2 separate regions of the Mus musculus genome follow, and region 1 is linked to region 2. The links are chromatin loops, found by intact Hi-C in ENCODE. Cell type or tissue: left cerebral cortex. All regions are shown on one strand. Each heading gives the region's core, and the rest is flanking DNA. Links, peaks and the distances in the headings are about the cores only. Region 1 has its middle 31 kb from the start of Gm32613. Region 2 overlaps 9430083A17Rik (RIKEN cDNA 9430083A17 gene).

Region 1 (2,906 bases), core at 184-2,683, 76 kb before region 2:
CATGCAGGCATTTAACCAAAGTGGTCATGGAAAAGCGTTTGGATCATTAGCTCTTCCGGCCACAGTCAATTTCAGCGCAGATTTACATCCAAATGGCTAAAATGAGAAATAAGCATGATCCGAAACACTGGTGAGGTTCCAAGGAACCTTGGCCTCTCGTATATCTCACGTAATAGAAAATGAAACACGTGCTCTTCAGAGTAACCTCTGGATTCTTACAAGCTAAGCCTCACGTACCTTAAGACTCAGCCATAGTATGCTTGAGCATTTATTCTAGAAAACTGGAGGAAAAGAAGGAGGGAGGGAGGGAAGGAAAGAGAGGAAACTGTTAGGATCAAACAAGCTCTCCATAAGATCACGTGACTCTCTGGAGAAGCCATCTCCAGCCAGCTTCTGACCACCCTATAAAAAGGTTCCTCTCTCTGCAGGAAAGAAAAATGAGACCCAAAGAGAAAACTACTGAGAGGCAGTGGTGGAGATCATGGACAACAAAGCTGGCCTGCCTGGCTCCTGCTCTCAGTACCCCGTCTTGTACCCCCAAACTCTCTGTGTTTATTAAATCAGCACCTGCCTGCTTGAGTCTTAAATGAGACTCTGCCTGCCTGGCCAATTGAAACCTACCTTCCTTGGGTGCACCGCTCAATATGGAAATGTTTGTGATTTAAAGCAGTAGGCAAATAATAGATTTAAGTCTGCTCAGAGTGGTGTGGGCTGTAAAGCTGAGAAAACAAACGCAAGAAGACTCTCCTCGGGGAAAGCTTGCAGCTAGCTACCTCAGATGGTCAGTTCCAACTGGAAAAACCTCACCCAGTACATCCCAAATGGAGCCATAGTCCCCTAAGTACCAGCCCTTGCTCCAACCTGGGTATTTCAGTGGCTTCTGATGTAGGAGGAGGGTGACCCCGGGGTTTCTGCCCAAAGCTCATGCTCCCTGTAATAGCACTGTCTGGGAAACAGCACCCCACAAGGAAAGGCTGGGAAGGACTGGAGGGTTCTGGGGACCCAGGAAGGGAAGTGTGGCTGGCTGCAGATCAAGAGGGTTCCCATCTGCCTGCAGTTCAGGAGTTCCTCCGTAAAGGTCAGTAGGAACAGTGGAGAAGGCAATCTAGCAGCCCTACACATCAAACAATGCAGCTGGCTGTTTACAAGACCCCACAGGAACCCCTGGTGGGACGGCCTATCCAGTGTGTTCAGAATCACAATTACACAAAGAAATCAAGGCCAGATTTTCCTTTATTAACTTCAGTGTGCACAGAACACAGTTTAGCCATGTAAAGCCTTGGGTCCTCCCCAAGTACAGTCAGGCAGCTTGAATGGCTTTGGGACGCTTCCTAAGTCACCAGAACAAGCTTGTTGTCGCTCAACTTGTAGCGGAATGTAGCACCCCGATTGAAAAGATCTCCTGTCACTCTGTCTTGCTTCCTTAGGGCTGGCTACCAAAAAGCTAGCTCTCCAGCCCTTGGCCCAGGTCCTTCCCGGTGGCAACTGAGGAACTTTCCTGTTTCTAAATTTCCTGCCGCAATTGAGCTCCGCCAGCTTCGAGGGATGCCCAGAAGCCAGGCTTAGCGGATGGATTCCCTGAAAGGCAGGAAATGGGAGCCAGGCTCTCTCCAGGCTCTCTGGGGCTTAGTTTGCCTTCTCTGGCACTTGAAAGGATGAGGTCATTGCTGTGACTGAGTGGTGGAGAAAAGCAGAGAAACAGAGACCAACCACTCAGCTCTGAGAAAGCACTGGGAAAGCCAAGGTTTTAATCAGGGGCCTTAAATCAGTCATTCATGTTTAGACGCTGCTGAGTTCCCATGGCATGGTTTCCGGATCTAACCTCAGTTTTAAAGCCTAAGTTTGGCTTGTCAGTGAGAATGCCAAGCACACCCAAGCTTTGTAATAAGAGCCCCGAAAAGGAAATCCTCGAAAAAGGAAACATTTAAATCATGCTTCTCTTGGGTAATTTTGTGAAACAACAAGAACCAACGCAAAAACTCAAAACTTCTATTGATAGAGATTCAAGGCCATCTGTGGCTTTGAGGACAGTTCCCGACCAGCCTGAACTAGAATGAGCCGCCCTGAAGCCTGAATCCTCTGTGTCTCAGACGGGATCAGGATCATCCGGGACTCAGTGAGGCCTGGCCTAGCGCTCAAGAGCAGGGACCCTGACTTGGTGTTTCCTTGTTCGCACGACACAGAACAGCTCTTCAGAAGGACAGCTAAACCATCCCTGACAGCCGGAGAGTTAGAGAGAGGGTGGCTGTCACTGAGACAGCCCTCTGCTCTCTGCCCTCTACCCCCTAGGTCTTGCCCGGCAAATGTCAAGCGCCAGCGTTTTACGTATTGGCCTGCCAGACTTCATGGAGCTTTCCCTGGTCCCCATGGGTGCAGTGGGGTTGTGTTTTGATGTATTATTGTTAATGTATGTGTGTGAGAGAGGGAGACAGAGAGATAAAGAGACAGAGATAGAGACCGAGAGGCAGAGACAGAGAGATAAGAGAGATGTGTGTGCGTTCAGGCACATGCACACCATCTGGGATGTGGGGGAGTCACAGGACGACTTGCTTGCAGTTGGTTCTCTCTTTCAACGCTCTTGAGACTAAACCGGAGCTCTGAGCTCTCCAGCGTATGCCATTGTTGCTGTTGTTTGCCACGCCGCCACCGCCTGCTTTCTCCAAGCTGGCCTGCAAGCTGCTTCTTCACCCTCCTGTCTTGACCTCCCATCTGTCCACAGGAGTGGTGCGCTCCACCACATCTGGCTTTTATGTGAAGTCCAGAGATCTCACAGTACAGTTTTTATTAGTTTCTTTCTTTTCTTTTTTTAAGTTTTTATTTTATAGTTTTGTTTTGTTTTGTTTTGTTTTTGGCAGTTCTAGGTTGATCACAAAGTGAAACAAAAGTAGAGTTCTCCCTTAACCCAT
Region 2 (2,906 bases), core at 290-2,789:
TTTTTTTGGTTTTTCTAGACAGGGTTTCTCTGTATAGCTCTGGCTGTCCTGGAACTCACTTTGTAGACCAGGCTGGCCTAGAACTTAGAAATCTGCCTGCCTCTGCCTCCCGAGTGCTGGGATAAAAGGCGTGCACCACCACGCCTGACTTCTCAGCCTGCTTTGTTATAGAACTCAGAACCACCAGCCCAAGGGAGGGACCCACAAAGCGCTGGACCCTTCCCTATCAATCACTAATTAAGACTATGCCCTACAGAAATTCATGCTTAGAACTTGATCCTTATGAAGGCATTTTCTTAATTGAGATTCCCTCTCAGATGACTTTAGCTTGGGTCAAGCTGACATAAAACTAGCTGGCATAATCAACCAGCTTGGGGTGGGAGAAAAATTGTATGTAGGCCCTCTGGCTAAGGATACTAAATGTTCATAAAATAACTTTGAACCTATTTGAGTAATGTCATATTACGAGAATTTTCAGTTATTCAGAAAAGTCAGAGAAGCCTGAAGGGACAATTAACAGACCTATCACTTGGATTCACTAGTTGTTGCATTTGCTTTAGCTACACAGAAATGTTTTTGAAGCCAGCAGAGATAAAAGCATTTGCTGCCAAGTCCGAAGAACTTTTTTTTTTCTTTTTTCCTGTTTTGTTTTTTAAGACAGGGCCACTCTATGTAGAGCAGACTGGCCTTGAACTCAGAAATCTACCTGCCTTCACTTCCGAGTGCTGAGACACACAGCACGGCACCACCACTGCCCAGCAATTTGATCTGTGAGCTGGTATGTGCTTGCCACCCCAGCTCTTGGTAGGAGAGCGGCAGGTGGACGAGAATGGTGTTCAGGATTGTCTTTGGCTGTATAAAAGTTCTGACCAGCCTGAGCTATATGAGACCTCATCTTAAAAACAAAAACCAACTCTGTCCCTGAGTCCAATTTAGGCATTCATAAATCTAGAATGTAGCCCGTGTTATTTTTGACAGGTTGCTGGAGACCATCAGTCGAGGCAAATTTAAACCTGAGGTTGTGAAGAAGTGGGAGAAAGCAAGGCTTGAAGGGTTGATTGGTCAGTTGGGTCTGCAAGTGGCCTCAGATAGGTAGAAGCCAAGGATGACACCAAATGCCCTACCATGCACGAGGCCAGGTATTGGGGAGGCTTACACAGGAAGACCTTAAATTACAGGCCTGCGTGGGCTTACCCAGCTAGATAGTGAGGCCCTGGTTCAAGCAAAACAACCCAATACTCTTTTCCCCAAGTTACCAGGTCCCAAAATGTCAGTAAGTGCTAGGCAGATGTGAAGGCCATTTTTGTCAACTTGACATCAGGAATCAAAACTCCAAAATGGATGGGCCCACCAGTGATGGATTTCTGCTTAATTAAACCATTTGATATGGATCTTTGAGGTAAAAAAAATATACCTTTAATCCAGACCTTTTGAGGTGGGAAGAGACACGGTTAATGTGGATCTTCTGAGGTAGGAAGACATACCTTTAATCTGGGGCACACTTGTTGGCAGCTTATTTAAAGGACACGGAATAAGGAAGTTTTTGCTCTTTGCTGTCTCACTAGCAAGTCCATTCCTTCACTCACATTATAGCCTGCTTGAGATTCCAGCGTATGCTGAAGACCAGATGAGACATTCAGCTTTCAGTACTGAACAACTACTGAATTCCTGGACCTTCTGTGGGTAGACAGCCATTGCTGGACTAACTTGATCAAAGCCTGTGAGGTATTCTAATACATACTCTTTCCATATGTATATATTCATTTTGTAAGTTCTGTTCCTCTAGAGAACAGAAAAAAAAAAACAAACCAAAAAAAACCAGGCGTGTCACCAAGGAAACGGAAGTGTTCCATACTGTCACTCCAGCCTCCTTCCCTATCACACCCTTCCTTGTTCCTGTCAGCCTCCACGATCAAACATTAAACACAACAAAAGCTAATCTTCTCTCAGTGATCTCCAGGCTGGCTGCATCTCTACTGAAATTAGCCCTCTCTTCGGTCTGTGACTACGTTGCTCCTGCCAAGAATGTCATCTGAGACAAGCATTTTAATTTGAGCAGGCACATATCAATCTTATTTTGAAAAAAAAAAAAAAAGTGCCAATGGAATCCCAAAGAGCACAGCGAACTAAGAGCCGTGCTGCAGGTTTGGAGTGCGCAAAGGGCTTTCCAATAACGTCTTGTAATTCGACCTGGCAACACTCTGGCAGGAGGCTTATTACAATGCGGCAGTGCTACAGCACTCGAGGAACCAGGTCGGTGACCGCCTGGATCCAGACACTGGGTTAAAGGAGGGAAGGAGACCCAGACGAAGCTTCAGGTCCCGTATTTCACTTCCCCTCAAACCAAACCATCCCGGACGTTTTCTTTTTCTCTCTTTCCTTGCCCACAGCCAAACAGATCCTCAATAGGCGATCTTAACTGGAACCAGAGTCGCACGGATTCTCGTGCGATCGTGGGAAGTCTTGGCTTGCAGCCTCGCGAGGAGCCCGGGGTGACTTCTAGAGCAGCGGCTGCAGCTAGGCCAAGGCTAGGTGTTTGCAGCAGCCACCCTCAGCAGGTGTTCGCAGGAGGCCCTGAGCTTTGCAAGCTGAGCCTAGTTCCTCAGCCACTGCGCAGTGCGGCGTACAGCAAGGCGGTGTGTCTTCAAGGGAGCATGGGGGAGCCTATCCATATTTTTAAAGGGCTCGCGTCCTGCAGTCCAAAGCTGCTGCTCCGCAGGAAAGTGCACCTGCGCGGCGCACGGTCATGTGACCTAGCCTCCTGCATCTCCGCAGCTAGCCAGGCAGCTACCCGAGACAGCAGACGTAAGGTCCCAGGACAAAGAGTCAGGATAGCTCCTGGAAGCCGTCCTCCCGTGCAAGAGTAAATACCAACGCCCGCTACTCTCCGTTCGTCTTCCCGACCC

Evidence for each region. Peaks named below come from ENCODE experiments on the same cell type or tissue, not always from the same donor. Only the 100,000 strongest peaks of a DNase experiment are listed, where the experiment ranks them.
Region 1: a loop joins it to region 2, with 2.1 times the contacts of the local background. A loop is called at or near these places in 4 of 42 quality-filtered maps.

Annotation. Positions count from the first base shown.
Region 1 is chr13:51,021,389-51,024,294 of GRCm38, forward strand. No RefSeq gene overlaps it. Among named protein-coding and RNA genes, the nearest start is that of Gm32613, 31 kb to the left of the region's middle. In left cerebral cortex, for the core only: no CTCF peak of the experiment used is centred there; DNase peaks (open chromatin) are centred at 1,747 and 2,570.
Region 2 is chr13:51,097,732-51,100,637 of GRCm38, forward strand. 9430083A17Rik (RIKEN cDNA 9430083A17 gene) reads right to left here. Exons shown (of 1, transcript NR_029463.1): 1 at 7-2,906. It also overlaps a transcript of Spin1 not described here. Among named protein-coding and RNA genes, the nearest start is that of 9430083A17Rik, 1.5 kb to the right of the region's middle. In left cerebral cortex, for the core only: no CTCF peak of the experiment used is centred there; DNase peaks (open chromatin) are centred at 1,642, 1,894 and 2,740; H3K4me3 peaks cover 1,224 bases; H3K27ac peaks cover 668 bases.